Linked DNA regions of Homo sapiens: all the other regions are linked to region 2. The links are chromatin loops, found by intact Hi-C in ENCODE. Cell type or tissue: heart left ventricle. All regions are shown on one strand. Region 1 overlaps ST6GALNAC1 (ST6 N-acetylgalactosaminide alpha-2,6-sialyltransferase 1). Region 2 has its middle 4.4 kb from the start of MXRA7. Region 3 has its middle 14 kb from the start of CYGB.

The links. A loop is a pair of places that touch in the nucleus more often than their neighbours do. Peaks named below come from ENCODE experiments on the same cell type or tissue, not always from the same donor. Only the 100,000 strongest peaks of a DNase experiment are listed, where the experiment ranks them.
Region 1: it touches region 2 in a loop (2.1-fold over the local background); 11 of 110 quality-filtered maps call a loop at or near these places.
Region 3: a loop joins it to region 2, with 3 times the contacts of the local background. A loop is called at or near these places in 33 of 110 quality-filtered maps.

The regions. Positions count from the first base shown.
Region 1 is chr17:76,621,730-76,625,729 of GRCh38, forward strand. It overlaps ST6GALNAC1 (ST6 N-acetylgalactosaminide alpha-2,6-sialyltransferase 1), which reads right to left. Exons shown (of 9, transcript NM_018414.5): 9 at 3,034-3,798. The coding sequence ends at 3,601. Among named protein-coding and RNA genes, the nearest start is that of ST6GALNAC1, 20 kb to the right of the region's middle. In heart left ventricle, a CTCF peak has its summit at 2,345 (motif pointing left); a DNase peak (open chromatin) is centred at 2,332.
Region 2 is chr17:76,713,415-76,717,414 of GRCh38, forward strand. It overlaps a transcript of JMJD6 not described here. Among named protein-coding and RNA genes, the nearest start is that of MXRA7, 4.4 kb to the left of the region's middle. In heart left ventricle, a CTCF peak has its summit at 1,609 (motif pointing left); a DNase peak (open chromatin) is centred at 1,587; H3K27ac peaks cover 2,244 bases.
Region 3 is chr17:76,521,572-76,525,571 of GRCh38, forward strand. No RefSeq gene overlaps it. Among named protein-coding and RNA genes, the nearest start is that of CYGB, 14 kb to the right of the region's middle. RefSeq lists a silencer at 462-619. In heart left ventricle, a CTCF peak has its summit at 1,703 (motif pointing right); DNase peaks (open chromatin) are centred at 1,720, 3,290 and 3,560; H3K27ac peaks cover 1,002 bases.

The sequences.
Region 1 (4,000 bases), 92 kb before region 2:
TTCCCAAAGTGTTGGCATTACAGGCGTGAGCCATCACACCTGGCCCAATCCAGCTGTTTCTGTACATCACTTCCCTTTTCTGTCTATAAGTACTGCCTACCCAGGTTGCTGGGTAGAGCTCTCTGAACCTTTACTGGTTCAGGGTGCTGCCTGATTCATTGTTTCTTTGCTCAAAAAACCTTCTAAATTTAATTTGTTTAAAGTCTTTCTTTTCTTTTTTTTTTTTTTTGTTGTTTTTGTTTTTGTTTAATAGAGACCAGGGTCTTGTTATGTTGCCCAGGCTGGTCTTGAAATCCTGGCCTCTAGTGATCCTCCTGCCTCAGCCTCCCAAAGTCCTGGGATTACAGGTGTGAGCCACTGCGCCTGGCCTGCATTTCTCACTATGAGTCAAACTGAACATTTTTTTCACATGTCTAAGAATCATTTTTACATCTTTTTTGGGGAGTTGCTGTTCATATATATATATATATTTTTGCCTATTTTTCTATTAGGTTTTTGGTCTATTTTCCTCAAAGTCCTTTACTATATATATATATATTAACCATTTATCTGTGATATATGTGGCAAATATTTTCTCCCACTTTTTAATTTGTCTTTTGACCTCCTGGTGATTTTTTTCACCATGCAACATTTTATTATTATTATTATTATTTTGAGACAGAGTCTCACCCTGTTACCAGGCTGGAGTGCAGTGGCGTGATCTTGGCTCACTGCAACCTCGGCTTCCCGGGTTCAAGTAATTCTTCTGCCTCAGCTTCCTGAGTAGCTGGGACTACAGGTGCACGCCACCATGCCCAGCTAATTTTTGTATTTTTAGTAGAGATGGGGTTTCGCCATGTTGGCCAGAATGGTCTCAATCTCTTGACCTCATGATCGGCCCACCTTGGCCTCCCAAAGTGCTGGGATTATAGGCGTGAGCCACCGCGCCTGGCCCATTTTATTAATTTTATGTAGTAAAATTTACCAGTCTGGTATTGCCTTTGGATTGTGAGTCCTAGTTAGAAATCTTTTTCTTACGTTCTAGTCAAAGAGCTACTCACCCATGAATTCTTAGAACTCTTGTCATTTCTTTTTTTTTTTTTTTGAGACAGTCTTGCTCTATCGCCCAGGCTGGAGTGCAATGTCGCGATCTCTGCTCACTGCAACCTCTGCCTCCTGGGTTCAAGCGATTCTCCTGCCTCAGCCTCCAGAGTAGCTGGGATTACAGGCATGCGCCACCAGGCCTGGCTAATTTTTTGTATTTTTATTAAAGATAGCATTTCACCATATTGGCCAGGCTGGTCTTGAACTCCCGACCTTGTGATCCGCCTGCCTCGGCCTCTGTCATTTCATTTTTTTACATTTAGATCTCTGAACCATCTGGAATTTAATTGTTGATGGGAGTTACAGACCTAGTTTGATTTCTTTCTAAATGACCACCTGGCTGTCTGAGCACCATTAATCACAATGCTTGGGTCTATTTCTGGACCTTCTGTTCCATTTCACTGGTCTGTCTATTCCTGCTTCAGTACCACACTGTTTTAATTATAGAGACTTTATAGTATGTCTGAATATTTGGTAGAGGTAGACCTCTCTCATAGCTTTTCTTTCGCAGGTATTCCTAGCTCTTCTTACATTTTTATCCTTCCGTATGAATGTGTGTATCAGTTTAGGCTCTAGAAAAAATGTTTTGGCATTTTACTAGAATCGCACTAAGTTTATTAATTAACTTGAGGAGAACTGACATATTTATGATATTGAGTCATCTTTTCCAAGAACAAAAGATGACTTGGCTTATTTGGGTCTACTTCTGTGTCTTTCAGGAGTGTTAATGTTTTCCTCATACAGACTTTGTTGCTCTTGTAAATGGGTTTTCTCTACATTACATCCTCTACTTGATTATCATTTATGTTTATGACAGTTACTGATTTCCGTATGCCAATCTTATATCCTGCTAACTTACTATAATATGTAGCCTATTTATCACAGTTTTCCTCTTCTTTTCCAATCCTTATGCCTCTAATTGACCTATCTTTTCTAATTCTATTGGCTTATACTAGCAGAGTGATCTAACCCATCAGTATATTCTACTTTGGACTCGAGTAACACTCGGTGAGGCTCAGTCGTTAAGTTTAGGTAGCCTGAGTTTAAATTTGAGGAGGCCAATATGGGAGTAAGGGGGCTCTCTGCCCATGGCTACTCATTTTCTCTCCTGCTCTGACCTGATGTGATGTCCACCCTGTCAAAGTCGTTGTGACTAGAGCTTTGTGGGGGAAAAGCATTTATTGCTTTTTATTGCTGAAGTAAGGAGCCTGGGGTGCCGCGGAGGACAGGGCGCCGCGAGCAGGGCGCCGAGCTGCCGCCACCTGCCGCCCGGAGCTGGCACTGCACCCTTTTAGTGCAAAGCAAATCCCTGTCCCATTGGTCCCCTCCTTCCCTAACCATGAAATCTAAAGCGAAGCTCCCCTCTCTCCCTTCCACTCTCCTACCGAGGGTCCTTTATTCTATTTATTTATTTATTTGTTTATTTATTTATTATTTTTATTTTTGTTATTTTTTTGAGACGGAGTCTTGCTCTGTCGCCCAGGCTGGAGTGCAGTGGTGTAATCTTGGCTCACTGCAACTCTGCCCCCCAGGTTCAAGTGATTCTCCTGTCTCAGCCTCCCAAGTAGCTGGGATTACAGGCGCCCGCCACCACGCCCGGCTTACTTTTGTATTTTTAGTAGAGACGGGGTTTCACCATGTTGGCCAGGCTGGTCTAGATCTCCTGTCCTCAAGTGATCTGCCTGCCTTGGCCTCCCAAAGTGCTGGGATTACAGGCCACCGTGCCTGGCCACTTTATTCTGTTTAGAGTTGTTAGGGTTGTTCCAGGCTCCAGAGTCCAAATCCTGCAGATAGAGCTCAAAGGGTAAGGTGAACTGAAATGTCTTTGGCTTAGCTCAATTCTCGTCATGGGGGTTTGAAAAAGAAAGCAGGTTAATGGGGAGAATAGAAGAATGAAAGGGACCATGTGCAAAACTGGTCCCTATCCATGGAGTAACAACTAGTTGCATCTTCACTGTAGAAAATTTATTTGCCTTTCCATGGACAACAATCATTTGTATTATTATCAGTTTTCTACAACACGTAGAGTTGTCAAATAGCTTAAAGACAAGGACAAGTATAGACCCTTCTAGAATCAGATAACTCCTAGAAAGGTCTTCTAGACAATCTGTAGTGAAGTTAAGTAATACCTTCAAGATTTCACAACTGTAAACTCGATCTGGAATTCAAACCAGATCTATATGTTTCTGTAAATCCAGGCTCTTTTTTCTGTATCAAGAAGCTTTTGGACTGGAAGAGTGTTTTTCAGCAGGAATTGTGGTATTGGCCACCCATCACCCCATTTAATTAAAAATCCCTGGCCTCAGGACCTACAGCAATGTACTGAAGAACTTCAGAACCTCAATTAGCCATTTGCCATCTTGAGAGAGTCTTGTCCATGGTTCAAGTGTTCCCTTGGAACTCCTGAAGGGCTTGGAGCTTAGTCTGAGCCATGGGAAATGGCCAAAGAGTCTCAAGATTCCCACTGTATCCTGTGCCTTGGAGCAGGCAAGGAGACCATGGCAGCCCTGGCCCCGGTCAGTTCTTGGCTTTGGCAGTTCCGGGACCAGGACGCTGGTACAGCCGGATTATCCCTTCATCGTGTAGCCGCTTCCAGACTTCTCTCTCCAGCTTGAAGTCATGGTTTATGTAAAAGATCAGCCGCTTCCATGATGTATCATAGTAGTGATCAGAAAAGCGCTCATGGCCCTCAGTGATGAAGCCATAAGCACTCACCTACATCACGGTTGGAGGAGAAACACGGCCTGTAGTTGCTGTTGCCCAGGCTTCTTCTCATGGCTAATTCTGTGTTGAGGGGTGGGGGTTCTTTTCCCTGGCTCCGTCCCTAGGGGTCTGGGTGCAGGTCCCTGGATACGCACGCATAACTGCATGCACCCATACTCATGCCCACCCTCTTTCCCAGCAGATGTGGGCACCC
Region 2 (4,000 bases):
AGACAAAGTTGAGAGCCACCGCCTGGGGGTGCAAGCTCACCTAGTTTTGCTGCATAGGATGTCACATCTTGACACAAGCTAGTGGGAGGGGAGTGTGGAAGAAGCCGCCAGACTCCACTTCAAATCTACCAGCAATACCAGTACACACATCAAAAACAACTTACTCGTGGAAATACTACAGACAATCTAAAGAACCTACAGCTGGGGCATCCTTATACGCCTTCCTCCTACACAGCATTTTTTACATTTACTGCAAAAATTTTGTTCCATCCTATACTCGTCTAAAGTCCTAAATCCAAGGCTCAGTCTCTAGTAAGCTTATAAAGCATTTGCACCAGCAACCTTCCCACAGATCCTTAGTTTTGCTACTTTATGAAGAAGCTGTTACTACCTTAAGTATACATTGGTGTTAATTATGCTCTTTCATGTAGATCCGTTACACCTGCATTTAAGAAGGTCTGCACTTTCTTCTACCTGCCCTCACCAGCGGCCCTGTGAACAGCCGCAACAGCCGCACATTCACTGTCCATTAAGCTTGTGGAGCTTGTCAGGGACCTGGGCTTGTCACCGTTATCTCCAGCACCTCAAGAGCAGTGCCTGGCCCTCAAACACCTATTGAACGCTTGAATTATTAAGACACGGACAGCTGCAAGAATACAGCAAAATGTGAATGTCCCTCTTTTCAGTGGCTCTCCCCTCAAGGATGTCACCCTAAACATCCCAGTACCACTAATGGCAGAGGCATGTGTGTGAAGCATGGATTCTTCCAGCTGATGGTGAAGCCTCATCCCCAAAGACCCAGGGTCCTCCTGATGTTCTAGGTCCCCAACTCTTCTCTCTCCCACTCTGGTCCTTCCATCAGAAGTTAATAATCCAAGATCCCTTCTTCCAGGACCCAGCTCTTTGGTTTTAAGATCTGCTGTCATCTTGGAGAATCATCCCTGAAAATAATCTAACATTATCTCCTTCACTTTACTGTTGTTGGCACCATTCAATGGAGTAGCTCACGCCAGATGGGAAGAGGAGTTAACTTCTGAACAAGTGGTCTCTGGGTACCCACTCTTCCTAGTCTACCTTGGCCACCCGCCACCACTCCACTCCTTTTCCACACACGGTTTCCCCACCTTGCCCCTGTTGTGCTTACATAACGGACAGCCTGGCTAGCCCACAGAGACAGTAACGGGGGTTGGGGAATAGGGCTGCTGAATCCCTGGCCTGGCAGGAATAAACAAAGCATGTCCCAGGAGCACAGAATCTGTACTATCCAGACACTGTACTATCCAGAGCTGACTTGGGCCTATCAGATATGTTATTCCCCTCATTTCTGGAATACTGTTATCAAACAGGAATCAACTTTAGCATCTGGAGAAAGAAAACTGGGTGGCTAATCTTTATTTTCTAGATTATTATTTTTTTGAGAGATGGGATCTCACTATGTTGCCCAGACTGGTCTTGAACTCCTGGACTCAAGCAATCCCCCTGCCTCAGCTTCCCAAAGTGCTGGGATTACAGGTGTGAGCCACTGCACCTGGCCTTGGTGGCTAATTTTTAAAATTCAAAATTTCTGCTCCCCTATCCAGACCACTGGCAACGTGTCCTACCACGCCCCCTGGTGGCAAAGAGCCTTTTTGGGCTGTTTTTTATTTTAAACTGAAGTTTAGAGGAGTTGTTGATAGAAAACTGAAAGGAAGGTAAGGAAAAAGGGCAAGCGTGGCAGCACAGGAGCAATGCTGGGAAAAAGAAAAAAGCTTTTTATAGATGGCAAGAAAAGTCTTTTTAAAAAGCAGGAGTAGCAACACCACTCAGATATTACTACCAAGAGATTATACATTCAGAGTTTGACTTTACTCACACCCAAACACATCCTGTGCCCACCACAGAACCAAGGGGGCTGTGGGCGTGGGGGTAAGGAGGGAGAGCAGCCCCCATGGCAGGCAGGCAGCACAGTTCTACCTACCCAGCCACATACTGGGGTTGGCATTTGAGGATGCAGAAAATTGAACTAAGACAAAAATAGAGAACCAGCCTCCTAGAGTAAAGCCACATGACCCAATGTCAGGAAATGACAGTCTGTTAATAACAGTGAGCAGAGACCTGTATTTTCCTGGTTACACCTGTTTCTAGTGGATATTTTGAGAGGCAACAGCACACAATTCTAACACATCCACACACAGCCTCCCTGCCTGTGAACACTGCAGTGAGAGCTCCTTCCCACCTGCCTGCCAATGCCTCCAACGCTCCAGCCCAGGCAGTGCTTCCAAGTGCGCCCCATGGCCTTGACAACCCCTCTTATTGAAGTTTAGTTGAATTTAGGGACAAATTAAGGCAAGCAGGTGAATCAAGAGGGCAAGAGATGGCATCTGCTGGTCAATCCCCAAAAAGTCATCCAGTTAGTTATTTAGAAGTATCAACAGACTGCAAAGACTACAGGTGCCATCTCTGAATTTACTCCCCGTGTGTAACACAAGTCACCCACTTAACGTCTGTAGGTCAAACAAATGGGGAACGCTAATCTCAGAGTACCTCGCAAAGTGAGCACTTCTTATGGATCCCATGGTGCGGAAGAATGGAGCCTATTCATACTTTAAGTTCTGTGGTAAGAGCACATTGCACACCGTTCCCACTCTATGCAAACAAAAAACCCCAATGTATCACCCCCCCACAAAAAAATACACTGTACAAAAACACCCCTGAAATTTCAGTCTCTATGATGATGGAGAAAAAGATAAGGAATCCTAAGACAGACTGAGCAGTGGGTGATGGTGATGGTGCTGGGTCACTGCCACTGAATGCATTTGTGGGCTGATGATGACATACAGGAAGAAGGGCAGACTCCAAGTCCTTCCGACACATAATTGGCTCACAAAGTCCACTCACCACTCTCAGTCTCTGTGGTACACAGCTGGCTCTGTGGAAACTCCTTACCGACATCCGTGAGGTAACAGACACAAGACGTTACAAGGATCACACCCTGCCAGCCTTGTGGTTGACTGGCTCGGTTTTCAATGAGACAGCACAGAACCTTCTTACCCAACATCCCATTAGCTTCAGTGTTTCACTGAGCTGGCCGAGCTGTTAAATTTCTTGATAATCTATCCTTAGGAAGCAGTAAAAACAGCATTTGACCGAAGATAGGAGCTTGGACCAGGGAAGGAATATCCAAATTCAAAGAAGACAGAGGAGAAGGTAGGAGCAGAAGATGCGAGAACTGAGTTGGGTGGCTGCCAAAAGCTTACGCTGAAAGCACCTCAGGGAGAGTCTCTTTATCTGCTCAGGGGTGAGCCCGGCCTCCACAAGTGTCCCTAATCCTGCCAAGGAAAGCACAACTGCCTGTAATCAGCACGTAGACAGCATGCTGGGTACAAAGCTGGAAGGCAATGTTAAAAGCAGGACCCCCGGGACCCCACGTGGAAGTCATGGCAGGGCTTTCTCCAGAGTTTTCTTACAAATTACAAAGTCACAGATCAAGTGCAGATATAAATCTATAAATATGTAATAATAGAAACAATTTAAAAAGGCAGGAAGAGTCTAAGTATGGCTGTGAAAGGACATCGAGGGTTGAGAAATGCACATTCCAGTTTGATAAATTCACTTGAGTAAGTCACTTGAATTTCCCCATGGAATTTCAGCTAAACCACAGAGAATGGAGGCCACGCGATAGGAGGGCTGCGGGTCCTGCACTTCCCCCATGCATTTAAGAAAGACTGAGCTGCTGGGAGAGAAAACGTTAACAGGAATGTCACCTTCAGCAGTCAAGGGCTTCAGACATTCAAAACCCTATGAACGTCAGTATTAAAACATGTATATATATATTTTAAAGACAGGGTATCACTATATTCTCCAAGCTGGTCTTGAACTGCTGAGCTCAAGTGATCCTCCTGCCTTGGCCTCCCAAAGTGCTGGGATTACAGGCTTGAGCTACGATGCCTAGCTTCAACTTCAGTATTTTACTATCTTCCAACAACCTCTCTTAACACTTCAACCAGCACATCAAAGACCT
Region 3 (4,000 bases), 190 kb before region 2:
TACTGTGCACTCCCCACACTCACTTTGTTTTTTGTTTTTTTGTTTGTTTGTTTTTTGAGACAGTCTCACTCTGTCGCCCAAGTTGGAGTGCCCTGGTGCCATCTCGGCTCACTGCAACCTCTGTCTCCTGGGTTCAAGTGATTCTCGTGCCTCAGCCTCCTGAGTAGCTGGAATTACAGGCGCTCACCACCACGCCTGGCTAATTTTTTTGTATTTTTAGTAGAGACGGGTTTCACCATATTGGCCAGGCTGGTCTCGAACTCCTGACCTCGGGTTTCACAATGTTGGTCAGGCTGGTATCAAACTGCTGACCTCAGGTGATCCTCCCGCCTCGGCCTCCCAAAGTGTTGGAATTACAGGCGTGAGCTGCCGTGCCCAGCCTCCCCACCCTCACTCTGGGAGCCCAAATAGGCCTTTGCTCCTTGCCACCAAAAGCTCCTGCCCCAGTGTCTTCAGCCCTAAGGGCCAAGTCCAAACTCATACTCTGCTGCAATCAATTCTTTTACCAAAGGCATCCAATGAGCAACTATGAAACCTGCTGCCCTGTGGGTGGGTGGGGGCGACTCTCTGGAGGTCAAGAGGAGTGTGTGCTGGGCACGGTGGCTCATGTCTATAATATCAGCACTTTGGGAGGCTGAGGAGGGAGGATCGGTTGAACCCAGGAGTTTGAGGTTGCAGTGAGCTGTGATCGCGACACTGCACTCCAGCCTGGGCAACAGAGCCAGACAGTGTCTCAAATAAATAAATAAATAAGATTTAAAAATGAGTGTTCTTTGGCTGAGGTCCCATGAACGTGCTACAGTAAGACACTACAATAAGACAGAACCTGGAATAGGGTGCAGCGAGTGAGGTGCTGGCCTGGGGCCCAAAATTTAAGGGGCCTAGTAATCAAGAGAAATAATATTGAAATACAATACTTAAAAAAATCAATGTTAAAACAAAAATATCAATGATGAAGAGAAATTGATTTTACTTTTTTGTTTTTGAGATGGAGTCTCGCTCCGTCGCCCAGGCTGGAGTGCAGTGTCATGATCTCAGCTCACTGCAACCTCCCCCTCCCGGGTTCAAGCGATTCTCCTGCCTCAGCCTCCCCAGTAGCTGGGACTACAGGCTTGTGCCACCACGCCTGGCAAATTTTTGTATTTTTAGTCGAGACAGGGTTTCGCCGTGTTAGCCAGGATGGTCTTGATCTCCTGACCTCATGATTTTCCTGCCTAGGCCTCCCAAAGTGCTGGGATTACAGGGGCGAGCCACTGCGCCCGGCCCAGATAAAATCATTTTACTTTATTTTATGTTTTGAGATGGGGTCTTGTTCTATTGCCCAGGCTAGAGTGCAGTAGCACGATCACAGCTCACTGTAGCCTGGACCTCCTGTGCTCAGGCAATTCTCCCACCTCGGCCTCCCAAAGTGCTGGGATTACAGGCGTTCTTTAAAAAAAAATTGACCATTTATTAACTTTTTCCACTTGGTTCCAACTATGGGGGTGACATTTTCCTGAGTGTGTACAAGGCTGCACAGAGAATCCCCCACTTCCTTCTCCTGCAAATAAACTGGGAAGGGATTCCTCCAGCTTCCTCGGTCTCAGGCTGCAGCGCGGCTGCAGCTCCCGAAAGTGAGGGAGCAAGTGGTCACCCCAGGAGGGTAATGGGATCCGCGGCGCAGGAGGCGGCTCCCGGGTGAGGATCCCTCCGCGGCCAGCAGGGGACGCTGTGGGGCTGCGCCGCCAGGACCGTTTTGCCAGGGAAGAAGCCATCGCGCACCTGGGTTCGTGACACCCGCGTCGCTCACAGCCCCAGCTCGCCCGGGGAGCTGACCCACTTGCTCAGCTCCTGGGCGAGATAGCTAACTCTGGGTGTAGAGAACAAAACCAAAGCCGAGACGTTGCTCCTTACCCACTAGTCCCCTGCACCCAGGCATAGCCCACCCAGAATACCACACCTTCCCCCAGCAAGGCCTCTGGGGTATCCTGTTTGTCCCAGGTCCAAGTAGCATCCCCAGCCCGGGTCTGGCTGATTCGCTAATTGCCAGTGTCCTCTCTATTGGGAATGGAGAGCAGGAAGAACCTTCCAGAAGGGCCACATTCTCGAAGGATTCCAGTTTTGATGAGTTCAGAAGCCCCTTCACCATTCTCAAGCCAAGTGGTATGAAATGAGGAGGGGGGCCTTTCTTCCCTGATCGTCTCCCTCACCCCCGACCTCAGATGCCCCTTTTCCTCTGATAGTCCCTACGGCCCATGGCTCTGTGATCCCCATTGGCTCCGGTTCCAGCTCTGGCTTGCCTGGGCCCACCAGGGGCCCTGGGCCCAGGACTTAGAAGCTCTCCTGGGTTCCTTCTATTTCTTTTCTTTTCTTTCTTTCTTTCTTTTTTTTGTTTTTGAGACAGAGTCTTGCTCTTGTTGCCCAGGCTGGAGTGCAATGGCACAATCTCGGCTCACTGCAACCTCCGCCTCCTGAGTTCAAGTGATTCTCCTGCCTCAGCCTCCCAAGTAGCTGGGATTACAGGCGCCTGCCACCACGCCCGGCTAATTTTTGTATTTTTAGTAGAGACGGGGTTTCGCCATGTTGGCCAGGCTGGTCTCGAACTCGTGACTTCGTGATCCTCCTGCCTCAGCCTCCCAAAGTGCTGAGATTACAGGCGTGAGCCACTATGCCCAGCCTCTTTTCTTTTCCTTTTTCTTTTCTTTCTTTTCTTTTTTTTTTTTTTTTTTTTTGAGACGGAGTCTCATTCTGTCGCCCAGGCTGGAGTGCAATGGCGTGATCTCGGCTCGCTGCAACCTCCGCCTCCTGAGTTCAAGTGATTCTCCTCCCTCAGCCTCCTGAGTAGCTGGGATTACAGGCGCCCGCCATCACACCTGGCTAATTTTTGTATTTTTAGTAGAGACAGGGTTTCAGTAGAGACACGGTTTCACCATGTTGGCAAGGCTGGTCTGGAACTCCTGACCTCAAGTGATCCACCTGCCTCGGCTTCCCAAAGTGCTGGTATTACAGGCATGAGCCACCGCGCCCAGCTGGTTCCTTCTATTTCTTTTGCTTTGCCTTCCGACGTGGCCCTGATGGCCTGACAGTCACTGTCCCCTGCACTGTGGCGTCCATCCTCCTCCTCCTCGTACCTGCCTTGCAAGGCAGGCTTCATGTTCACTCCTGCAGTGAACATGAGGCAGGAAGAGACCGCATAAGTTAGAGGTGACTGTGGCTCAGAAAGGCTGCGTGACTTGCCCAAGGTCACATAGCAGTGAGAGATGGAGTGTGGGCCCAGAGCCAGCACGCTGTCTTTTGGCATTGCCTCCCTGGAAAGGCGGGGCCCGCACTGTCCTCTCTGCCCTGCACTGTTTTAGTTCACACAGCTCACTCTTGGCCCGTGCCGGGTATTTGTCTTGCTTTCTAAGAGTGTTTATTTATTGATTCTTTGGATTTCTACTTAGTTCCTCCCCTGTGCCAGGCCCAGGAGACAAAGGCGGAGGCTGCACTCAAGGAGTTCATGGTCTGGGAGACAAGACTCTTCCTGCGTGTCAGCTGAGTCTTCCCAGGCAGCCCGCAGGACTCCCAAGGGGCAGAGGCTGTTTCCTGCTTCTCCTGCAGCCCACCCGGGGCTGGTGACCTCCTGGTCCCTTCTCAGGGAGCTGCTGCTGCTGCCGCCTCCATCGTCGGGTGGGGGCTGGGCAGGCCTGACCCAGCAGACTATGGGGTGAAGGATAGAGGGCTGAGGAAGGGGTCTGGGAGCTGAGAGCTCAGGGAAGGTGTTGGGGGTTTAAAGCTGATGAAAGCAGTCTTCCTTTCTCAAACACCCAAGGGCTGATCCACCGCATGTAACTTGAGCAGCAGGGCCGGGCCCTCAGCTTTGCCTGTGCGCAGCCTCCGGTGTTCAGGTGTAGAAGGTCAAGGTTCAGGCCAGGCACGGTGGCTCACGCCTATAATCCCAGCACTTTGGGAGGCCGAGGTGGGCGGATCACCTGAAGTCAGGAGATCAAGACCATCGTGGCCAACATGCTGAAACCCCGTC